2 separate regions of the Homo sapiens genome follow, and region 1 is linked to region 2. A link is an interaction called in ENCODE POLR2A ChIA-PET data of the cell type or tissue named here. Cell type or tissue: GM12878. All regions are shown on one strand. Links, peaks and the distances in the headings refer to the core of each region. The heading gives the core; the rest is flanking DNA.

Evidence for each region. ChIA-PET counts read pairs that join two places held together with the same protein. Peaks named below come from ENCODE experiments on the same cell type or tissue, not always from the same donor. Only the 100,000 strongest peaks of a DNase experiment are listed, where the experiment ranks them.
Region 1: POLR2A ChIA-PET joins it to region 2 with 8 read pairs; 2 of 35 experiments call an interaction of 5 or more read pairs at or near these places.

Annotation. Positions count from the first base shown.
Region 1 is chr6:37,918,158-37,930,279 of GRCh38, reverse strand. It overlaps ZFAND3 (zinc finger AN1-type containing 3), which reads right to left. Exons shown (of 6, transcript NM_021943.3): 2 at 281-321. Among named protein-coding and RNA genes, the nearest start is that of ZFAND3, 100 kb to the right of the region's middle. RefSeq lists an enhancer at 1,142-1,643 and a silencer at 5,670-5,739. In GM12878, for the core only: no CTCF peak of the experiment used is centred there; a DNase peak (open chromatin) is centred at 5,789.
Region 2 is chr6:37,488,801-37,500,922 of GRCh38, reverse strand. CCDC167 (coiled-coil domain containing 167) reads left to right here and starts at 1,030. Exons shown (of 4, transcript NM_138493.3): 1 at 1,030-1,101. The coding sequence starts at 1,060. RefSeq lists enhancers at 838-1,037, 10,889-10,948, 10,955-11,800. In GM12878, for the core only: no CTCF peak of the experiment used is centred there; no DNase peak of the experiment used is centred there; H3K4me3 peaks cover 637 bases; H3K27ac peaks cover 3,112 bases.

The DNA.
Region 1 (12,122 bases), core at 3,659-8,658, 430 kb before region 2:
TTTACAGTTCTACTGTATACCAACAACAGTAAACCAAGGAAAGTTTGTTTGGTGCAAGTACATAGGAGATAGGATTTCATTCAAGGAAAACTGTTTCAACCGTCCTAGGCAAATATATGAAGCACCTTGGTAAGGTGAAACTGCTTTCTCACACAAGCTAAGAAAACAAAACCCCATGCATAAATCCTTTAGGGTCAAATGATTTAGTCTTAAAAAGAACCAAAAAAAAAAAAAGAAAGAAAAATGAAAGTAAATTAAAAAACCCTTTTTCTGCACTTACCAGCAAAGCATTTGGAACAGAGATTCATAGTCTTGCTGGACCTGGGGCAAACAAAAAGAAAAGAAAGAAAGAAGAGCTAAAAACTCCATATCACTCTAATCAAAACATAAGATGTCAGAAACGTAGGCAAAGAACTTTCTGGTCAGGCAACTGAACTAATAAACTGATAAATTAATAACAAGTCCCTAGCTAGCCACCACTCCCCCCTCAACAAAATAAAAATTAAAAAAAAAAAACAAAAATATAAACACTTGGTTTTTATTTTTATTTTTTACCTGTAAATTAGCCAATGTTTGCTTTTATTTATTGCGTATATTAGCAGCTTATATAGCAGCAAGTTCAGAAACATTATAAAATGCCCAGAAGATGGTATGGGAGTCAATTTAAACCACATGATTACCACATTCCCTCTTTTCATACAGAAAAATATATGAAGTTATCACAAATACTTCGTAAATGGGTAAAACTTTCTCCTCATATACACAGTCATTTATCTCTATAACATTAGCTGAACTTTGATCTTTCCTATTTCAGATCCTAATCACATTATGACCTTCTTGTTTAAAATTCTTTCTTCAGATACGCCAATCAAATTAGTTTTCATGTCCTTTCATCCATTAATAATAGCTACAATTCACTGAATACTAACTTGGATGGGCATTTCGCATACATTATCTTATTAATCGTCCCAACATCACTAAGATGGGTATTACCATATTGTTTTGCTTTTAAAACGCACTTTTAAAAAAATCACATTAGCATTTCTGTAACAAGGAAATACCTTAGAATTGGTTACAAGCGATGAATAATTTAACCCGTTTATGCCAGAGGTTGGAATTTTTTGAATTTTTGCAGTGAGACCAGGGCAATGACCTTGAGCAGGATATAAATAATTCCCACATGCTTAGTGTTCCAATAATGGAACACTATGTTACCCCTTCCTCTGCCAAGGCATTATTCAACTTAGAAGGGGGTCTTAGAAATCAAAGACATACAGTCTCATCCCCATTACATAGGTGGGCAGACTGTTCTAGGTCACAAAGCTAGGAACTACAGAAAAATATCTGACCTTGGGTGTAAGCTATCTCCAAAGGCCAACCCAACATCCTTTGTTCACAACACAGCACCTGACAGCACAGCACCCTAGGGACTACATGGTGGGCAATCAATAATGACTTTTCTGGCCAGGCACGGTGGCTCACGCCTGTTATCCTAACACTACAGAAGGCTGAGGGGTGGGCGGAATGCCTGAGCTCAGGAGTTCAAGACCAGCCTGGGCAACATGACAAAACCCCATGTCTACTAAAAATAGAAAAAATTAGCTGGGAGAGGTGGCACACGTCTGTAGCTACTTGGGAGGCTGAGACACAAGAATCGCTTGAACCCAGGAAGCGGAGGTTGCAGTGAGCTGAGATCACACCACTGCACTCCAGCCTGGGCAACAGAGCAAGACTCTGTCTCCAAAAAATAGTAATAATAAATAATAATGACTTTTCTGTTACATTCATCTCACCGCTGCTTCCCTTCCTGATCCTCTCCCAAGCGGACTCATTCTTAACAGCTCTTCCTTCCAAAGACCTCCTGGAGTGCTCTACGTTAGGCAAGCTGACCTATTTAAAACTTCATTCCTCAGCAACTCCATTCCCAAGATTTGAGCCTTTGACCAGAACTGCCCCTAAAAATAGAATAAGCCAACCTTCTTTTGCCCTCTTTACTATGTTTTACAATTAAAGCAAGCCTCCCTCAGGAAGTATTCTCTGATGCTGATTGTTTGCCCCATGTGCTGGAACCAAAGACCTAACAGCAATTGTCACAAGATGGGGGAAAGGGGGTCATTATTTCTTTCCCAAAAAAGATGCTGTCAACAAGTAGATATTCCTTTAGAATCCTGCTTAATATAAACACAACAGCAATGAGGAAAATTGAGTATCAACAAGTGAATAAGATGAGTAAAAAGATAAAGAGATGTGTTAATGGTAGCATCTAACATTTATTACATGCCTATAATGTGGCAGGCACAATACCAGATACCTTCAACCCCATTTTACCATTGAGAAAACAGAGGTCCCAAGAGGGTATGTAACTTGCCGAAGATTACAGAACTAGTAAGTGAATTAATCTGGTCTAATTCCAACACCTGTATTCTATTCATCATGCCAAACTTCGGCCTCTGCCCCAATATAGAAGCTGAGGGGCATATACCAGTCCAGAACCAGCACTCTGGTGGTTTGTGAGAATGTCTATGGAAATCAAGTCAGTTCCCTGAGAAAGTAAAGCTTCTCATCTAGAAGAAGCACAACTTCTGCTCTCCCTGACCCTGCAGGCATATAGGAAAACAACCCAAGATTCCCAGTCATTTCAGTTCCAACGCAAGGAAGAAGTGAGAATGAAGAAAATCCTACATGCCTGTTTTAACTAACTGAACTTGAACTAGAGGCGCCTCTCCATCCTAAAGAGATGACTAGTATGGATGCAGTATACACACATCTGTAGTTTGCAGAACATTCTCTATTGTTGGAATATTGGGATTGTCCCCTCCCCTCTCATCTCCACTCAACTTCTCTGAAGGGGCCAGAATTCCCTGCCAGAGAATCAGGCGCCCTTCTGATGCGGTCACTATCTCTTGTCCACGCAATGCCACAAAAAGCCAGATATAACTCATATAACTTCTGCTACTCCCAATTGCCCAGCAGGAATCATGGAAAGCCTTCAGAGGATAACTTGGCAACCAGTGTGCCAGTTTTAACATCTGAGTTTCAGAAACCTGGTTTAAAAAAATGGCAAAATGGCCTTTTTCTCAGAGTCCCTTGATCTCTCTTCAGATAATTTATGTATTTAAAATGCCTACCATACCTATGTATTACCTAAATGACATCCATTCCACATTCTGGATAGAAATTTTTCAGCAACATGGTTGTCAATCAGGTTATAAAAGAAATAATATAACTACTGATATTATTACTCAAAACAGAGATGTTTTAAATCTAAAATAAACCAGACTTTGGCTACCGAAATAATGGTCATTCTAAACAATGCCAGCTTGGATCACATGGGTCAAGAACACTGAATCCAAAAGAACTGGCAGAGACTTCCGGGAACTTTGATCCTTTCTCATGTTGAACATGGGAAACTTGAAGCTAATCACAGGCATACAACTACTCGCTACCTAACAAAAAGCAGTGTAATCAACTTGCATGGTCTTGGAACAGACAACAGAGCTCTCTTTTTGACAGTAAGCATGAAAGGTAAAGTTTCACTGGAGCAGTGAAACTACTCTTATTGAGCTCTCCAATGGGTACCACGTTTCTAAAACCAAGGGGTAGTAGGTTGAATAATGGCTACCAAAAGATATCAAGTCTTAATCCCGAAGTTACCTTACTCAGGGGGTGGAGGGTCCTTTCCAAATTAATTAATGATTTTGAGATGAGATTACCCTGGATTATCCAGGTGAACCCTAAATGACATCACAAGAGAGAGAGGCAAAGAACATTTTTGCAAGGGAGTAGCAAAGGGAATTCAGAAAGACACCCAAAGTAAACAGCCACATGAAGATGGAGGCAGAAGCTGGAGTAACAGGGTTACAAGCCCAGGAATGCTGGGGCAGCCCCCAGAAGCTGGAAGAGGTGAAGAATGGATTCTCCCTCAGAGCCACCTTGGAGGGAAGGAAGCCCTCCCAGATCTTGGACTTCTAGTCTCCAGAACTTTGAGAAAATAAATTTCTATTATTCTGTCACCAACTTTGTGGTAATTTGTTACAATAGCCTCAGAAAACTAATATACAAGGGTTATGTATCTGATCATAGCATATTCCCTCTCAGTAGCATTCAGCTAGATCCATCCTTCTTTCCGGAACACTCTTCACATACCTTCATGTCACTCAAATCCCAGATCAAACAACCCTCTTCCACCACAACTGCTCCCATTTAGCCACCTTTGCTACTGCTCCTCCCCTGCAAAGACCCTTAACTGGAGGTCCAGAAACTCAGTCTTCATTACCTCTACTTTTCATTTGGTAGTGATCTCCCACACTTTCATGGTTTTAAAATACTGTATCTATACACGAAAGATGCAAAAATGTTTACCTTCAATCCCAAATCTCTTTACCTTGCTCCAAACTCACATATCTAACTGCCTATTTGACATCTCAACGTTTGACTCAAACTTAGTATTTCAAATTAGAATTCTCAGTATTTCCCACAAATTTGCCTGACCCATCTTTTCCACTCATATAAATGGGAAACACCTTCTTCCCAGTTGCTCACATCAAAAATCTAGAAACCTTTTTTTTTTTTTTTTGAGATGGAGTGTAGCTCTGTTGCCCAGGCTGGAGTGCAGGAGCATGATCTCAGCTCACTGCAACCTCCGCCTCCTGGGTTCAAGCGATTCTCCGGCCTCAGCCTCCCAGGTAGCTGGGATTACAGGCGCCCGCCACCACGCCCGGCTAATTTTTCTATTTTTTAGTAGAGACAGGTTTTCACCATGTTGGCCAGGCTGCTCTCAAACTCCTGACCTCAGGTGATCCGCCCACCTCGGCCTCCCAAAGTGCTGGGATTACAGGCATGAGCCACCGCGTCCAGCAGAAACCATTTTTGATTCCCGTCCTTCCTGTAGTCTTACAGATACAACACTCAGCAAGATGCATTAGTTCTACTTACAAATAGATCTCAAATCTATGTATTCCTCTCCTTCCTTAATGCTTCTATGATGGCCACCATTAACTCTCACCTAGGCCACTGTAAATAGCTTTTTATTGGTCTTCTCGTTCCCATTCTTGACCCTATACAATGATTTTTCCACATAGCAGCTATGGTCATCTTTTAAAACAAGTTGGAGCGTGTTATTTTCTTGCTTAACACTATCCAACAATTTCCTATTGAGTATAAAATCCAAACTTTTTACCTGGAGAAAGTTTTTAAAAAAAAAAGTCTGGAAGTCTCCTTGTGATCTGACTATGCCTACTTCCCCTCTTGCTCTCTTATCATTCTGCCCCCTCATTCACCACATTTCAACCATGCTTGCCTTTTCTCTGTTCTCTGACTGTGCTGTAGGGCTCATGCCCATGCTGTTCCCTGTACCCCCAAATCACTGTAATGCTGTCTCTTTCTTGTTGCTCATATCCTAGTTCAAACCTCCTCACTGGCCTTCCCTCAACAACCCAATTTATTTTTTTATTTTTTGTTTTTTTGAGACTGGGTCTCATTCTGTTGCCCAGACCAGAGTGCCCAATCATAGCTCACTGCAGCCTTGACCTCCTAGGCTCAAGCCATCCTCCCACTATAGCCTCCCAAGCAGATAAGACTCTAGGCACACATCAGTCCATTATTTTTTGTAAAGATGGTGTCTTACTTTGTTGCCCAGGCTGATCTCAAACTCCTGGGCTCAGGTGATCCTCCCACCTCAGCCTCCCAAAATGCTGGGATTACAGGTGTGAGCTACAACTCCTGTGGCCTGACCACCCAATTTAAATCAGTTCCTCTTCCTGTTTTCTTCTTTCACATCATTCTTTGATATCTCACCACATGCCTGTTTGCCTGCTATCTTTCACCACTAGAATGTAAGTGCCATAAGAGCAAAGACTCCTTTGGTCACTCTTGGTTGGTATTTAACAGGTACCCAATAAATGCTTGTTAAATGAAGAAATAAAATCTCTTTTGAAGGCCTGAACCATTAAAAAAAAAAAAAAAAAAGCACTTAAGTAGATATTTGAAATGTATTTTGTAGAGGTCAAACACCAGCTAGAAGACAGGTTCTCCACAATTCCTGTGGCTGTCAGCCTGTCATCTTTCTGGAGCTCTGTCACAATGCATTACCTATGGCTGGTAGATAACGTCATCCTATGTATCTGGCCATGATCTGTCACTCAGAATATAACAGGTGGCAGACACTTTTAAAAGTTTCTTTCTAATGACACGGAGTGAGAAATCTGCTTAAATTTTTTTCTTTTTCTAATAATGTTTAATAGTATGTTCTGGTTTTGAAAATACATACCCCTTGAACAGAATGTAGAAAAAAAAACAAAAAGTAAAAACTAAAACTCATTTATAATTCCCCAAAATAAGAAATACTTTTTTAGATAGATATCTATAATTCAGAATTTATTATATTTACAGTATTGGTTGTTGTATGGTATGTTCACAGGTGTTCATTTTATTATGCTTCATACCATATATACACATTACATATAGTCATGCACTGCATAATGATACTTTCATCAATGACAGTTCACATACACAACAGAAGTCCCATAAGATTATTATGCAGCCAAAAACTTCCTGTCACCTAATGGCATCATAGCTGTAGTGTTAGAGCAACACAGTAAACAAACCAACTGTGCTGTCAGTCATATAAAAGTCTAGCACATACAGTTATGTATAGTACATAATACTTGATAAAAAATGATAAACATCTATGTGATTGGTTTGTGTATTTACTATACTTTATATCATTATTTTAGACTGTAATTCTTCTACTTACTAAAAAAAGAAGAGGAAGAAGTAGTTGTTAACTGTAAAGCAGCCTTAGGCAGCTCTTTCAGGAGGTATCCAGAAGAAGGCATTGTTATCATGGAGATGACAGCTCCATACCAATTACTACCCCTGAAGACCTTCCAGTGGGAAAAGATGTGGAAGCAGAAGACAGTGATGCTCCTGACTCTGTGCAGGCCTAGGATAATTGTGTGCATGTCTGTGTGCTGGGGCCTAACAAAAAAGCTTTAAAAGCAAAAAATAAAATATTTTTTAAATAAAGGTGCCAGGCCTGGTGGCATGCACCTGTAGTCCCAGCTACTCAGGATGCTGAGAAGGAAGGATCACTTAAGCCCAGGACTTTTGAGTCCAGCCTAGGCAACAGAGTGAGACTCTGTCAATCAATCAATAAAGAAAACTTATAGAATAAGGATATAATGAAAATATTTCTGTGTAACTATACAATGTGTTTGTGTTTTAAGCTAAGTGTGATTACAAAAGAGTCATCAGTTTAAAATTTTTTTAAAGTTTATAAGGTAAAAAAGCTATAGTAAGCTAAAGCTAATTTATTATTAAAGAAAATTTTAAAAATAAACTTAGTGTAGCCTAAGTGTACAGTGCTTATAACATCCACAGTAACATAATGTCCTAGGACCCTCACATTCACTCACTACTCATTCACTGACTCACCCAGAGCAATTTCCAGTCTTGTAAGCTCCATTCATGGTAAGTGCCTGGGACAGGTGTACACTTTTTTATCTTTCATGCCACATTTTTACCACACCTTTTCTATGTTTAGATACACAAATACAACTGCCTACAGTATTCAATATAGTAACATGTTCTACAGGTTTGTAGCCTAGGAGCAACAGGCTATACCATATAGTGTAGGTGTGGAGTAGGCTATACCACCTAGGTTTGTGTAAGGACACTCTATGATGTTCAACATTTGTTTCCACAATGAAACCGACTAACAGCACATTTCTCAGAATATGTCCCCGTCATGAAGCAATGCATGACTATTTTCTTTTGTGTATATACAAAAATTTCATAAAGAAATGCATAATGAAAATCTACAGATATCATTTTTTCAATTTACATTTACATTTAATATTTATCACGCCTTAAATATTCTTCAAAAACATGTGTGTTGCTCTGTGACAATCCATTACATACTAATACTATAATGTAGTCACACTCTTACTACTGTTGGATGTATAATTGTTTTTCCCCAATTTTTCCTATTATAAATATTGCTATAATGAGCATTTTTGGACTTAAATCTTTAATCATAAATCTGTATTTGAATGGCTTTAAGACTGATTCTGAGAAGGAGACCTTACTAGATGAAAAAGTATATTTTGGTAAATATTGCAAAATTACCTTCCAGGTAAGTTCTACATACTATTTTGAATACATCTTTGCCAACAACGTTTTATTTTATTTTATTTTATATTTTATATTTCATTTATGAGACAAGGCCTGGCTCTATTGCCCAGGCTGGAGTGCAGTGGTGTGATCTCGGCTCACTGTGACCTCCGCCTCCTGGGCACAAGCCATCCTCCCACCTTAGCCTCCAAAGTAACTGGGACTACAGGTACATGCCACCACACTCAGCTAATTTTTGTGTGGGTTTGTTTTTTTTTTTTTTTTGCAGAGATGGGGTTTTGCCATGTTGCCCAGGCAGGTCTCTGACTAGTGAGCTCAAGCAATCTACCTGCCTCAGCCACCCAAAGTGCTGCGATTACAGGTATGAGCCACTGCACCTGGCCAACACTGTTGTACTTTTTAATTTTTACTTGATGGCAGAAATGATTATGTTGTTAAATGTTTCTTCTAAATTTTTTTTTCAATTTTGAAGGATATCAATGTTTTAATGACAAATTAGCCTTCATGCTAATTCATCTTGGGGAATTCTAGTAACAGTCCTAATTTCTGGGAATTCTGGAAACATCTTATAATATTTTCCTGACACATACACAAGACTACTATCTCTCCCCACTCAGAGAAACATACACATGCAAAAAACTATTTTAATATAAATATGGAAATAAAAAACAACTCTTTCACCATATCAATGTTCCTCAACAACTTTTTTTTTTTAACCCAACTGGAAGGAAAAACCTAGGGCACAAGAAAAATAGAGAAAAGTATAAAAAAAAACAGTACCAGCACGTAAGTATACCAAGCTCTTCCAGTCCTATGGTCCCTGAACTTCTCTACACTAGACATGTATCATAAAACTAAAAAAATCTAGACTACAAAGAAAGTTCCTTCTTCAGTGAAGGGAGTCAATCTGTAAAAACTGTCACATTTCTAAAAACTAGTCTGTAAAAACACAATCTGTAAAAATTAGTCACATTTCTGAATTCAACCTCTTCTAATAATCCAGACAAAGGAGGAAAGGGGAGGGATGGGTAAGAGGACAAAGAGAAGGAGAAGGCGGCGAGGAGTGGGGTGGTAAAGGAAAGGAAGGGAAAAACAAACCACAATACCTACTACACTCTAAGTCATCCCAGTTTTCTCAGAGGTAAAATTAGAATATTAAAGACTCCTAACAATCTGCTTCCCGCCTCATACACATATAGCCAGAAAAACTAACTTCCTACAGCAGCCAGGAAGCAGCCAACAGCTCTACTAAATCACCACTCTCTACTCACCCTAGGCAAACACGAAAAAGACCAGTTCAAACAGATGACATCCTAGCTGGCAATGACAAAGGAGGCTTTCAGGGGTGCAACCAGCCTGTCCAAACTGTTACACATCACTCTAAATCATTCAGACCATGTCTGCAAATTTTCTTTTTAAGGAAATATTACAATGGAGAAGATGGAGCTGTTAATAAGGGTATTAGTTTCTATAATGTAGCAATATGGATCCTGCTCACTTTAAAAACTAATTTTAATGTAACAATTTAGATTCCAAGTGGGTTACTGTAATTAGCAGTGGTTTTAGCATTTTATGCCCAAATTCAAGGACAGCAGAGCAAAATGCCTCGATTTTTGTGTGTTTCAAGTACTTGCACTAAAAGTTATAGTGTATAGATGTAAAACTAGTCCCATTATCATCTGTGGCCCTGTATATATTACTGAAAGTTTAGTCCAGCACCATCTAACAATTACAGACAAGATGAGGCATGGCCATCAATAAACTAGTCAAAAGAAGAACAAGAAAAATTAAAATATATGAATGAAAGCCCCTGTAGAAAAGGAGAAAAAAAAAAACAATGAAGTGAATTAAAATGCCAAATAATTTTTCCACATAAGAGAAACTTAATGAGGCTATCAACTCTAACACACCCAATATATACAATGATTGCAACTGTCCCACTATATATCCCCAAACATAAGATAAGGTTTTCTTCCCTAAAGTTATCTTTCAGAAAGAAGGAATTGCTTTACAATTAAATCCTTACTTTTGAGGCAGACACCAATTATTTTATACTAAATACTAACAAGGGCCAAAAAAAAAAAAAAAAAAAAAGCTTCAAAAAAAACCTGGAAGTGAGAAAGAGAAATCCAAGTATGCAGTCATGCCCAGGGAAAGGAATGGTGTTTGGGATTTCAAAAGAGGAATGTAGAGTCCCAGTCCCAGAGGCATCTCTCCAGTTAGTCTGTGAAATGGCTGAGACAGTGAAGTTCTCATCACTAGTCAGGGACACTGAGGTATGGAAGGATGTCAAGCCAACTCTAATATTGGATACTTTGTCATGGTTACAACAACAAACTAGTTTTATAAAAAGGGGAGGATTCGGTTTTAAACACAGATTTAATACTTATTTCTGGAGAGTGATTACAAATAGTAGCTGCCATTGAAGAAGGCCTCTGAAGATCTTCTAGAAAGCAATGCAGTAACAGCCTTGAAATGTGAGGAAGATCATAAATGACGTCAAGATGATGACAACTCTCCTAATGTTACATGAATGAATTCTTGTGGCTTGGGATAAATTTTCCAGTGACTGCAACATTTACAGATTTTAAAGTGCTTTATCTCAAACAACTTGGAGGCTAAAAAAAAAAATGAATGTGATATTCTCTGAAAAACCATGGTCAATAACTTTTAAAACGGCTTGGTAAATATTAAATAATAATTTGGTAAATATTGAAGTCTGATGTCTGTGCAGACATGGAGAATTTAAATCTGTTCATAACTAGGAAAAGTAACATTTTAAAATTTATATTACGAGCATATACAAATTACATATAATTTTATATAATCCATGACCTTTAAATATGCATGTGCAGTTACCATCAGGACAAAATGGGTGAACATATATATAAGATCTCTCAGCCCGGCGCGGTGGCTCACGCCTGTAATCCCAGCACTTTGGGAGGCCAAGGCAGATCATGAGGTGAGGAGATTCAGACCACCCTGGCCAACATGGTGAAACCCCGTCTCTACTAAAAATACAAAAATTAGCTGGGCGTGGTAGCGCATGCCTGTAATCCCAGCTACTCGGGAGGCTGAGGCAGGAGAATCACCTGAACCAGAGAGTCGGAGGTTGCAGTGAGCCAAGATTGCGCCACTGCACTCCAGCCTGGGCAACAGAGCGAGACTCCGTCTCAAAAAAAAAAAAAAAAAAAAGGCATTTTTCATGTTTTGAAAACACACAGAAAACTTCCCAACCATCTAGTACAAGAGCAAGTATCTGAGAATTAAACTGAGAATGACAAATTTAAGAGAGATAACAATAAGGTATTATCTGACCTTATTTTTCTTCTGGCTAACAATGTTGCTTTTGAAAATAGGTGGGGTTGGGAGAACAACAACATTTATGGAGCTCAGAGTACTTTTTCCCAAAGTGTGTCAAAATAATTAAATATTCACCTGTCCTACCCAAGTGCCAAATATTTTTGCTTCATCCACTCATCCACTCTCATTAAGATAATTCAGGCTTACAGAGAGAGGCTCTGATTTATCCATATTTATGGTAAATTAAATCAAAGGCATGATAATTTTAATGAAAGATGAAAAGTAACCTAAAGTATTATTATTAGATCTTTCCTTGTCAGAAAATGAGACATAAACCTGGGAGATAATAGAGTTACAAGGGTTCAAACTACAAGGTTAAACAGGCTAGCAAGGAAGCTGTATGGCTGAGAAAGAAAAGCACAAGGTACTTCTAGAAGCTGGAGGATATCCAGGAAAAGACATCTACACAGGCCAGGCGCAGTGGCTCACGCCTGTAATCCTCGCACTTTGGGAGGCTGAGGCAGGTGGATCACAAGGTCAGGAGATCGAGACCATCCTGGCTAATATGGTGAAACCCCATCTCTACTAAAAATACAAAAAATTAGCCAGCGTGGTGGTGGGTGCCTGTAGTCCCAGCTACTTGCGAGGCTGAGGCAAGAGAATGACGTGAACCCGTGAGGCAGAGC
Region 2 (12,122 bases), core at 3,641-8,640:
CACTCAGGTCCCCTTCCATGATGTGGGAGCTTTGTTCTTTTGCTCTTCACAATAAATCCTGCTGCTGCTCACTCTCTGGGTCCGTGCTACCTTTAAGAGCTGTAACACTCACCGTGAAGTCAGTGAGACCAAGAACCCACCTGAAGGAACCAACTCCAGACACAGGATTACAGGCCTGAGCCACCGTGCCCGACTTTGTTTTTTTTTAATTAAATAGGCAAGAATACAAAATAACAGAGTGCATTACAGGAGGTAAAGGTACTTACTGTGAAACTTTGGTTTTGGTTTCATGGGTAACTGGGCCATGGTATAAAATACATTTTTTTATCGTAGGGTCACAGTCAAAACATTTCAAAGGCCGTGGGTCTATGGTGTACAGTATAGTACGATTACAACAATGTAAAATACTGTGTGTGAGGCCAAGCCTGGGAGGAATAAACAGAAGCAAAGAGGAACTGATAAAGTTGGTAGAATAAAGGATGCTGCTTCTCAGTTATATGTTTTCTGTGATGTTTGTAGGTTGTTCTTACAATAAAACAAACCAAAAAAAAAAAAAAAAAGAAGTCAAGACACAAAGGAGAAATAACAATAGAGGGCCATTATCAGATTCCATTGGCCGAGAAGCTCAAGGCTCCAGCACCGGCCTTGAAGGATGGACAGACTTTGAATGGGGGGCGTGGCCTAAACAGGGACGGGGTTGTTGCTGAAACACAAAACACACTGAAAGAGAACATGGGGTTAAAAAAGGCTCTCAGTGATGCAAAGCGGCTTAAAACTGGGGAAGAAAGGGGCAGGTCTACTCCCGGGCTGTACATTCTGCCTCCCTGTACCGACTTTTCCACCCTCCACCCATCTAGGCTGAGGTCTCAAGCTAGAGGTTGCCCCTCATAAACATGTCCGCACCAAGCCGGCCGCGCCCCTCAACAAGATGGCGACGGCAGCAGCCCCACCTCCCGCTGACTCGGTGGCCAATGAGGGAGAAGCACGAAGACTTGAGCATGCGCACATAGCGACTTGGTGGGCGCGTCCAGTGATGACTGGGGGATCCCGGCAAGTAACATGACTAAAAAGAAGCGGGAGAATCTGGGCGTCGCTCTAGAGGTGAGGGGAAAAGTGGGGGTTGGGCCACCTCGTTAGTTGCCTTCTCCTGGCCGCGGGATAAGGGATAGGCTGGGCTATAGATAGGAGGAGGAGCCAAGCGTAGGATGAGAGGGCGACGCGGTTTGGGGAGAGGGACGGGAGGGGTGAGAAGGCCCACGGGGTTCCCGGAGGACAGGGAGCCCGAGGAGGTGCCGGATGGGCGAACCAGACTCTCTGGAGAGGGCATCTCCAGAGAGGAAGAGACATGGAAGTGAAGGGGAGCCCCAAAGACGGCCTGGCATAGAAGTGAGGGAACTCAAAGCGGGGGACACAGAACAAAAGGGATGGGTACAGAGGTGAGGGAGACCCCAGAGAAATAGGGACCTGTAGAATCTAAGGAGAACTCCCAAAGGGCTAGGACTCAAAGATGAGGGAGCCCATTCTGGTGTATATTATTAATGGTTTAAATATCCTCTAAAAGGGGAAATTTTTCCTCCGGAGTATGGAAGCTTGTACCTTCAAAATTACTTTGGGAATATGTAAAGAGAATTCTGGAATTGGTGATGTCACTGAATGGCTTAAAAATAATTTGCTGCATATAGAAGGGAAAGAAAACATACATACTGAGCAACCGCTATGTGCTACTTTCATTGCATTGTTAATCCTCACTGCAAGCCTGTGAGGTTTGTACAGATGAGGAAATTGAGGTTCCAGGTGGAACCCAGGCTGAGATGGTGGAAGTGGTGGAGCCTGGGAATCAAGCACAGGTGGTCTTCCTGGAAATTCATCTTGCTTCCCCTGTTTTCCTTCCCTTAGGGCATCCTCCCGGAGGTTGCAGGAGAGGTACAGGGTCATAGTCTTCTTCAGGCTTACTAGTGAGTTCAGTGATTCTCAAACTTTAGCATGCATAGAGTCACAGGGCTTGTTAAAAATGGAGAGTTGAACTCTTCCCACACCCCGAGTAATTCAGTAGGACTTTGATGTGCATTCTTAACAAGGAATCTGCTTTTTTTTTTTTAAGACAGAGTCTCGCTCTGTTGTCCAGGCTGAAGTGCAGTGGCGTGATCTCGGCTCACTGTAAACTCTGCCTTCTGGGTTCAAGCGATTCTCGTGCCTCAGCCTCCCGAGTAGCTGGGATTACAGGCACGTGCCACCATGCCTGGCTAATTTTTGTATTTTTGTAGAGACGGGGTTTCACCGTGTTGGCCAGGCTGGTCTTGAACTCTTGACCTCAAGTGATCTGCCCGCCCGCCTTAGCCTCCCAAAGTGCTGGGATTACAGGCATGAGCCACCACAGCCGGCCAGAATCTGCATTTTTTTTTTTTTTACAAGCCACACACACCCCATGGTGATGTGGGTAGTTTTAGTGGCATCCCTTGAGAAATATTGGCCCACTTGGTAGGAAAAAGGTTGATGGAAATGTGAAGAGGATGGTTTATGAGTGGTGACTGAGATGGTACTTTGTGGCGGGAAGAACATAGACTTTGTAACCTGCATTAGGGTACAATAAGCTGCAGTAACAGAGAAACTCCAAAACTCAGTGGCTTCAAGAACAAGAAAGTGAGTTTTTTTCTAACAGGCTAGAGCAAGGGGCAGGAGATGTCTGCAAATGGTCAGATAGTAACTATTTTAGAAGAGACATGGTCTCTTCTAGAGAGCCAAATGGTCTGGGTTGCAACTACAGTTGATCCTCATTATTCACAGATTCCACATTTGCGAATTTCCCTAATGGCTAAAATGTATTTGTAACCCCAAAATCAGTACTCACAGTGCTTTTGTGGCAAATGCAAAGCAGTGGGAAAAAAATTGAGTCGCTCGCAGTCCATGTTCTCAGCTAAAGTTGAACAGGTGATGATGCCCTGCCTTGTTTCAGCTGTCCTACTGTAAACAAGGGTCCTTATTGTGTTCTATTTAGTGCCCTGTTTTTGTTTTGTTTTGTTTTTTTCATTCTCATGTTTTTTATTGGTATTTCGCTGTGTTTTGCTTTTGAGACAGAATCTCACTCTCGCCCAGGCTGGAGTGTAGTGGTGCACTCTTGGCTCTGCAACCTCCACCTCCCATTCAAGTGTTCACCCCCACCTTCCCCCGACACAGCCTCTCTAGTAGCCAGGATTAGACCACCACCACATCCGGCTAATTTTTGTATTTTTGGTAAAGACGGGGGTCTTGCCATGTCGGCCAGGCTGGTCTCGAACTCCTGACCTTAGGTGATCTGCCCACCTCGGCCTCCCAAAGTGCTGGGATTAGAGGTGTGAGCCACTGCCTGATTTTGCTGTTTAAAGTGCCCCCGATCCCCGACCCCCGACCCCAAGCATAGGGCTGAAGTGCTGTCTGGCATTCCTAAATCCAAGAAGGCTGTGATGTGTTGTAGAAGAAAACAGGTTTTTTAGATAAACTGTTCAGGCATGATATAACTCATGATGTAACAGCACGTATAGTGCTGTTGGTTGTGAGTCCAGTGTTAATGAATCAACAATATATATTGAATAAGGTCACTTTAAACAGAATCACACATGAAACAAGGTTGCAAAAATGTTGTGTCCATAGGCTTGCAGGAACCTCACCTGGTTTGGTATTTGCTAATTCAATATTAGAGGCAACTTTATAGGACATAGCTACCAGGAACAACAAGAACCAACTGTATTCAGGCTAAGGTAGGAGTATGTAAATGAAGGAATATGTAAATAAGTGGGTGTGTCAGTGTTCCACTAAAGCTTTATCTGCAAGAACAGTCCTTAGACCATTTGGCCACAGGGCTTAGTTGCCAACTCCTGGTCTAGAGTACCAGGTCTATGGTGGTTCTGCCAGATTCCCTTCCTCTGTGGCTTCACCATCTCTTGAGATCTTGTCACCTTATCAGTGGAACCGGGGCATACCCCACTGATGTGTCCACCGGCAGAGAAAGAGGAGAATGGAGGAAGCACACCCACTGTCCTGGGCCCAAACTGTCCACTTTCCATTGGCAAGAACTAAAACCCCACCTGACTGCAAGGGATCAGGGAAATGCGTTCACCAGTCAGGAGGCCACATAGCCAGCTACTGTTTGCTTACTATGGAGGAAGAGACCAGTGTGTTTTCACAGACAGCCTGTAGTCTCACTACAGATGGCACCTCACCTCACAGTGTGGTTGTGAGGATTAAATGAGACATTGCGTTAAGTGCCCAGCACGTGCCTGGCACCGGATTGGTAATCAATACATGGTAGCTCCAGCCTTTGTATTTCTTTTGCATCCTTCCACCATGGCTAAGTCAAACTCGTTCTTGGGCATTCGTTCACTCATCTATAACATGAAGGACTTGAATTTCACCAGGGGTTACAAACTCCTTGACTATGGCCCAAATACAGATCACAGATGTCTTCTGTTTGGCTGACAGACTTTTAAGTTTTTATTTTATTTTATTTTATTTTTAGACAGGGTCTTGCTCTGTTGCCCAGGCTGTAGTGCAGCGGCATGATCTCAGCTCACTGCAGCCTCCAGCCTCCCGGGTTCAAGCAATTCTCGTGCCTTAGCCTCCCGAGAAGCTGAGACTACAGGCGTGCACCACCATGCCCAGCTAAGTTTTGTATTTTTAGTAGAGACGGGGTTTCACCATGTTGGCCAGCTGGTCTTGAACTCCTGACCTCAAGTGATCCGCCCGCCTCGGCCTCCCAAAGTGCTGGGATTACAGGCGTGAGCCACCACACTCGGCCGGATTTTTACGTTTTTAAACTTGGTGGGGCATGTATTCTCCAAGTGCCTTATACTGGGGCAGATTCCATTGTTTTACCCTCTCCATACCACGGTAGATGTTTATATTTGCTATCTTGGTCCCTAAGTTTACTTTTTGCTTGGATATTCGAAGATTTGACATCTGTAACCGTGTGCCTTGGAAAAAGCCTGACATCTGGCTGGCTGTCTCCCCACCTTGCTTCTCAGTTGCCCCCAGCGGGTCTGAGTATTGAATGTGCACTGATGCTCAGTAGCAGTAGATATTGTCCTCTTATTAAAAGTTGTGTGCTCAGAGCCAATGAAGTGGTGATTTAATCAAAAATGTTTGTTAATCTGACGAGTGCAATAAAACCCCCACAAGTGAGTGATCTCAGCACCTGCAAACAGTCTCCACTTGTAATGAAGCAATTACCAAGCAGGCAGCACTCACCCTTAGGGCTGGCTTGGGCCAGCTGTATAAGCAGCCACCTCTTAGGACAACCAGGGCACCCTCTAGCCTCCCCCTCAAAGTGGTTCCTTTTGAGGTCTTTTTATCCAATTCATTTGCCACCATATGAGATCTCAGAGTTGGAAAAAACTGTGAGTTTTAGCTTCTGAGATTTCATTCTTAATAAGAAAAGAAAATTATAGTTCAAATGAGAAATCACCCACCCAGTACTGATTTTAATGTTGTGTGGGAGGAAGGAAAGGTTGAATTTCAGTCTAAACTGATAGGAGAATTTTGACTGATGTAAAACCTGTTTGTGTTTTCGGATCTCTGATGGTAATGAGCTGTTCCTTTGTCATTGCACTTTTCTTTTGTAGCTGGACTGTTCAAACTGGTGTCTTTAGATGTTTCAGTGACCAGTTGGTCTTGAGTTAACAGATGTGTGGTGTCTTAGCCGGTATCCTAAAGTGGATAACTTGGTTGGATCTGACCCCTAGTACAGAAAGTTTATCAGTTTGGAAAGCTTTTGGCTACAAGTTATAGAAAACTGACCTCAATGATTTAAGCAAATGGGAGTAGACTTTTCCCCTTATAGAAATTTGTAGGGGCCAGGTGCAGTGGCTCACGCCTGTAATCCCAGTATTTTGGGAGGCTGAGGCAGGTGCATCATTTGAGGTCAGGAGTTCGAGACCAGCCTGACCAACATGGTGAAACACCATCTCTACTAAAAATACAAAAATTAGCCAGGAGTGGTGGTACACGCCTGTAATCCCAGCTACTCGGGAGGCTGAGGCAGGAGAATTGCTTGAACCCAGGAGGTGGAGGTTGCAGTGAGCCAAGATCGTGCCACTGCACTCCAGTCTGGGCAACAGAGACCCCGTCTCAAAAAAAAAAAAAAAATTTGTAGGTAGGTGGCTACTGGCATTGGTTCAAAAGCTTAGCTATGTCAGAGTTGGTATTTCTGCATTCTCTTCACTGTTTCCTCATGGTCACAATATAGCTGCCACAGCTCCAGTCTAATATTCAACTTTAACTCAGGAAGGAGGAGGAAGGAACAACACTGTCCCTTTTATCAACAAAGCATAAGCTTCCCCAGGAGTCTCCTAGCTGACTTCTGGAACGTCTCATTGGCCAGAACTGGGTCATGAGCAAGCCTAGCTGCAGTGAGGTTGGGAGAGCATCTGCTGAGCTTTTCCACCTTCTGGAGTAGAGGTGGGCAAAGGAGCAGGGGTGGGGAGTCGGTGTTGTGTTGGCCAGTTGACAGTATCTGCTGTAAGGAATAAATGCTAATGGGAGTCATTGAAAATTCACTGGAATCCTTACCAGAAAAAGAGGGCAGGATCGGCTGGGTGCGGTGGCTCACGCCTGTAATCCCAACACTTTGGGAGGCCCAGGCGGGCGGATCACCTGAGGTCACGAGTTCGAGACCAGCCTGACCAACGTGGAGAAACCCCATCTACTAAAAATACAAAATTAGCCAGGCATGGGGGTACATGCCTGTAATCCCAGCTACTCGGGAGGCTGAGGCAGGAGAATCGCTTGAACCTGGGAGGTGGAGGTTGCGGTGAGCCGAGATGGTGCCATCGCACTCTAGCCTGGGCAACAAGAGGGAAACTTCGTCTCAAAAAAAAAAAAAAAAAAAAAAAAAAGGCAGGATCACTGACCATGAGAAGTGGTAGGCTGAGGGGAGAGAATGGCCTAGGCCAGGAAGAGCACCGGAAGGCTTGACGCTTGTGGTTATTTGTATGGTGCCAGCCACTGCAGTAGCCTCCGTGGGGCAGGGCAGGCAGAAGCACCAAGTGTGGCTGAAGACGGTCTCCGCTCTGGAGCAGGCTGTGCACAGGGCTCAGGGGAACCTCCCACTTTCCTGAGACAAGGGCTAGGAGCAGGTGAGTGGACTGTCAATAAATATTTGCTGAACTGGCTCGATTGGCAGGAGGAGGCATTGAACCTTCCACCCTGACGTCTGGGCCCAGTTGAGTGGAGGTCACAGTAGAGCAGGCGGTTAGACGCCACCTTGCTGGGACCCTGAACCCCAAGCCAGGGGCTGGGAGAAAGGCTCGCAGCACGCAGAGGACTGTTCAGGGGCCGCTGACCATTAAATGAGCCTCACCTGCTGCCAGGCGAGAGCGACAGGTCGCCATTGGGCAGGTGATTTCTCGCGGCAGCCTACATCTGGCTCTGCGCCACTTGACGGGGGTCAGGAGACTAAAACCTCATTACCTAGCGCGGCTGGATGGCGGCGTGTGTGGAGTGGCTGTCTGCCAGCATCTTAATTAATGAATTCATAAGGCTCGGGGTGGATGCCAGTTCTTGAAAAGTGCTTTGAGCCTTTCAGCGATGAACAAGCTTTTGCTAGTTTATCAAAAAATAGATATCGGGGGGAAAGAAGACAAAACAAACCCCACACCACCTTCCGGCCCAGGGACAGCTGGCATCTTCGGGCGCGGACTGGCTCGGGCGCTAACTTGCAAGGCTGGCTCGGCCTCCGTCTCCTCGCGGGAAGGCGTCGGGACTCGCGTGGGCTGCAGCGGTTCCCTCGCCTTTCTGACCTGGCATGGGGGTGTGTCCAGGCGAGCGACAAGCCCCTAGGCTCTCCCTGCTCTTCCTGAAAATTGTTCATTGATTAAAAACTGGGAAGGTCTGCCGTCTTCAGCTGCACAACCTGCGAGAGAAATCCTTACAGGGCCTGTTGATGTGGGGAGCCATGGGCGGAGGTTTTTCTGCCCCCACAGAGCTCTGTGAGCCGCCTCCACAGAAAAACATCCCTTAAACGATGTGGGGATAATGGGCCCCTTGGGGTTTGAGGCTTGTCACCTGGAAAATTGAGGCCTAAGAACCCCGTGTGACTTGCTGTGGAGCCTGAAGGCTCCAAATGGAAAGCCCCTGCACTCTTGCCAGAGACCATCTGGGCAGGCACTTGGCTGCTTTACCCATTATAATAAATGTCCTGGGGTCTCCTGACGTGTGAAAATGAGTGAATTTTCAAAAATCCAGTTCCCAGGCTGCTGGGGCTGGAGATGAAACAGCTGACACCACTCTCCAGGCTGTGAATTAGCAAGTGAAAGGGAAGGCTTCGGTACTGCTGGGGAAAGAAGGGTTTATCAGGCCCAAGTAGCCCACCTTTTTCCGTCTCCAAACTGGATCTGTTTTGTGTGAATTTTGGAGGATGCTTTGACAGTCGAGGTGATCTGGGGCAAAATGCCTGGGATGTTTGTGAAGCTCATTGAGTTGGCCCAGTGTAAGGGCAGACGCTGGGCTCCTGTCTCCTCTGTCTCAACAAACAAATTTCAATGAGGGCTTTCCCTCACAGAGAGTATCTGTTATGTAGACAGAAACTGAGCAGAGCCTTGTACAAGATTATTCCGAGTAGAGAATCTGTTGAAGCCAGATCAGCAAGCTTAGATGGGCTTCAGCTGGGATGTGGAATGACTGTTCTGCAGAACTCTTGTCATGAATGTTTTCATGAGGGATTTTGGAGAAAGAGCTTGAAGTGGTGGAAAGAGCATAAGCCCTGAAGCAGAAAAACCCAGATTCAGGCTTCAATTCTGCCCCTTCCCAGTTACACGACCTTGGGCAAGGTGCTGAAAACCTCTGCAAGGGAGCTTGCACCTCTGTAAGATGGAGATGGGCCCTTCCTTGCAGGGCGGTTGCAGACACAGGAAGCTGCCCACAACCTGCCCAGCTCCAGGGGTAAGGTGTGGAGGTTGTGCCCAGGAGCTAGGAGTCCCTCAGAGCTGATGAGCGCTGCCTTCTCCATGTGGCATGGTGGTTAAGGGCACAGACGTGGCTGCCCAGCTCCCGGACTTAATGCCTGTGTGACCCTGGACAGTTACCTATGTCTGAGTCCCCTCATCTGTCAAATGTGGATGCTGATAATACTGCCCACCTCACAGGGTTCTTGCGAGCATTATGTGAGTTAATCGGTGTAAAGCATGTAGGTCAGTGCCTGGCACACAGCACAGACTACAGAAGTGTTGCTGCTGCTGTCACTGTTGTGGTTCCATTTTGCTGGGACTTTTGGTTTCCAGAGGCTGCTTACACTCATGCTGTCATGCAGACACTGGAGACTCTGTGACTTGGCTCGGCTCAGCTACCCTGGCACCACGCTCTTTATTGGAAGGTCTGAGTGCCCAGTAAGGACCTGTCCAGCCAGGTGCAGTGTATGCCCCATTACCACTGCCTGACCCTGTAGCAAACCTGTCACTCGCTGGCCAGAAGCTCCCAAGAGTAAAGCCGGAGAGACAGCAAACAGCTTCCTAAATCAGAAAGCAGAGTGGCCTGTGTAGCCCAGCACCAGGCCCCGGGGGTGCCTTCTGCCCTTTCCCAGAAACAGGTCTGGCCCTAGACAGTGGTTCATTAGGGAGTGGGCAGAGAGCCACCTCCCCGGCTGTCTAGATGCTCTGTGGGAACACCATTCAGTAGGAGAATAGAGTGAACGGTAGCCTGTGGCTCGAACTGTCTCGTGCTTGTTGGCAGAAAAGCTGCATATGAGGCCCCCAACAGCAGCTAGCCGTGGAGCTGGCACCCCATCAGCTGACCTGGCCAGGATGCTGGGGCAGTTATCTGTGCATGAGCTGGCACGAAATTCCCTGCCCCCAGTGAGGCCTCCGTGGGGCTCTGATTCTGAGAGGGCCTACACTCCTGAAAAGATGCCTCGCGGGGATTTCACACGAATTTTACAGTTTCTCTTAACACAGTGGTTTTATGGCATATAGGACCCCAGGGAGACTTCCTTAAAGCTCCCAGAATAAGGTGATATTCCCCAAGTCAGGCTGCAGAGGGGAGTTTGCTTATCTGCCTGGGGGCTGCTGAACTCCAGGCCCGGGTGCTTGGAGCTGCATCTGTCTGATGGGCTCTCAGGGAGGCTGCAGGAAGAGTCCCTGCCCCTGCCGCTGGGCATGAAGAAGCCCTTTCTGCTCTTGGCACCTGCCAGCAGGATTGACGGCCCTACTTGGCTAGGGCCTTGTCCCCAGCACCCCTCAGGCCTACAACACAGCCTCTGCAGCCTTGACTGCTGGGCTGACTTTAGATCTTCTCATTCTTCTGCACAGAACACCCCCTCTGTGGAGGGCCTTTGGTCTCATGGGTCTCCTCGCTGAGCTCACTCCTTCACCCAGCAGGCCTCAATTCCCTGCCCCAGGCTCTGATACTGAGAAGCAGCAGTTCTCAGTAATTTAGGCAGCATCACTACGGGGCTTTTCTGTTAAAAGAACGGACTTGTTGGGTCCCACTCCCTAAGGCCTCCCCTGGGGCCTTTCCCACCTGTCTACCTGAGGGATGCTCCTTCTCCATTCCCTGCCTCATATGCCTCTTTTTCCTTCCTCCTCCCCTCTTCCTTTGTGCTCTGTGTCTCCCCTGCCTAGGCAGACTCCCCAGCCATCCCCCCAGGCAGTTTTTAGCCACTGCTGGTCTCTGGGTAAAGAACAGACTTTCCCCAGGACACCCTTCACACTCTCCAACCTGTTCCTTGGGCCCCTGGACCGCTCACACAGGGCTTCACACAGCGCCTCCCCAGGGCTCAGGCTGGGCCAGATGCCAGGAAGCAGTGTGCTGGCTGACAGTGGGTTCATACCATCGCCTCTCTTACTTCCTGGGGTCCCCAAAGCCCCTGCAGATCGCAGCCCTGTGCCCCCTGCTGACTCATCTCAGTGACTGGGACACAGTGCTTTTTCCCCATGTAAAAATTGACCTTGGTTTTCTGAGTGTAAATATAATGCACGGGTGGTTCTTAATGTTATTGTACAGCAGGGGGCACCTGCTCTCTGCCCCCACACTGTGCCGTCTAGGTCTCTGCCTTGGCTGTCTCTACTTTGCCGGTCACAGTCACAGCCGTAAGTGCTGCCCCCTGATAGCTCCAGGCAAGTCCTGGCCCCTGAGCCAGGCATGCCTCTTCCTGCCAGCTGGCCCTACTATGCAGCCTGTCGGGCAGGAGTCCTGGGAGCCCCTGTGGCCTTCAGAGTATAACTTTCCCTTCCTACTGGGCTTGGTGGGATCCCTTCCACGGGGCCTCTTCAGGCTGCCTAGAACCATGGTGTGAGTGAGCCCTGGCTCTGGCTGCTGGGCCTCACCTGCTGTTCCACATTTCCTCAGATGCCCACTGATGCCCAGACCGCCCCCAGGCTGTTCCACCTTGGACATGGCTCCAGGCCTCTCACGCTAGGATTCTACCAGGTGCCATGTCTGCAACCTGGCCCTGGCTCCAGAGGCCCACCCCAGCTTTGTCCCAGGGAAGGATCGCAAGGTTCCCACCATGCCATGTCTGGAGTAAGCGGAGCGAGCTGGCCTGTGGCCTGTTGTTGTTCTGACATCTACCCTGGGGGCCCTCCCTGCTGAACCTCTTCATGGACTGGGAATGGCCACATCCAAGGTAGAGGGGCCCTCCTCCCTGCACTGCCAGTCAGCAACTCATGGAGATTCCTCTCCACCTCACACCCCTGCTGTTTTTTTTTGTTTGTTTGTTTGTTTTTGAGATAGAGTCTCGCTCTGTCACCCAGGCTGGAGTGCAGTGGTGCCATCTCGGCTCACTGCAGCCTCCACCCCCTGGGTTCAAGCAATTCTTCTGCCTCAGCCTCCTGAGTAGCTGGGACTACAGGCGTGCGCCACCACGCCTGGCTAATTTTTGTATTTTTAGTAGAGACAGAGTTTCACCATGTTGGCCAGGATGGTCTGGATCTCCTGACCTCGTGATCCGCCCACCTTGGTCTCCCAAGGTGCTGGAATTACAGGCGTGAGCCACCATGCCCAGCCACACCCCTGCTTCTATCACCTTCTCTTACTCTTGCCATGGACTAACCAGGTTTTCTTTTATTCTCCAAAGATCTAGTGCAAACCACTCTCTGATAATAAAGATAGCAAACACTTACTGAACTCTGACCATGTAAAGCATGTTCTGGGCATCTTAC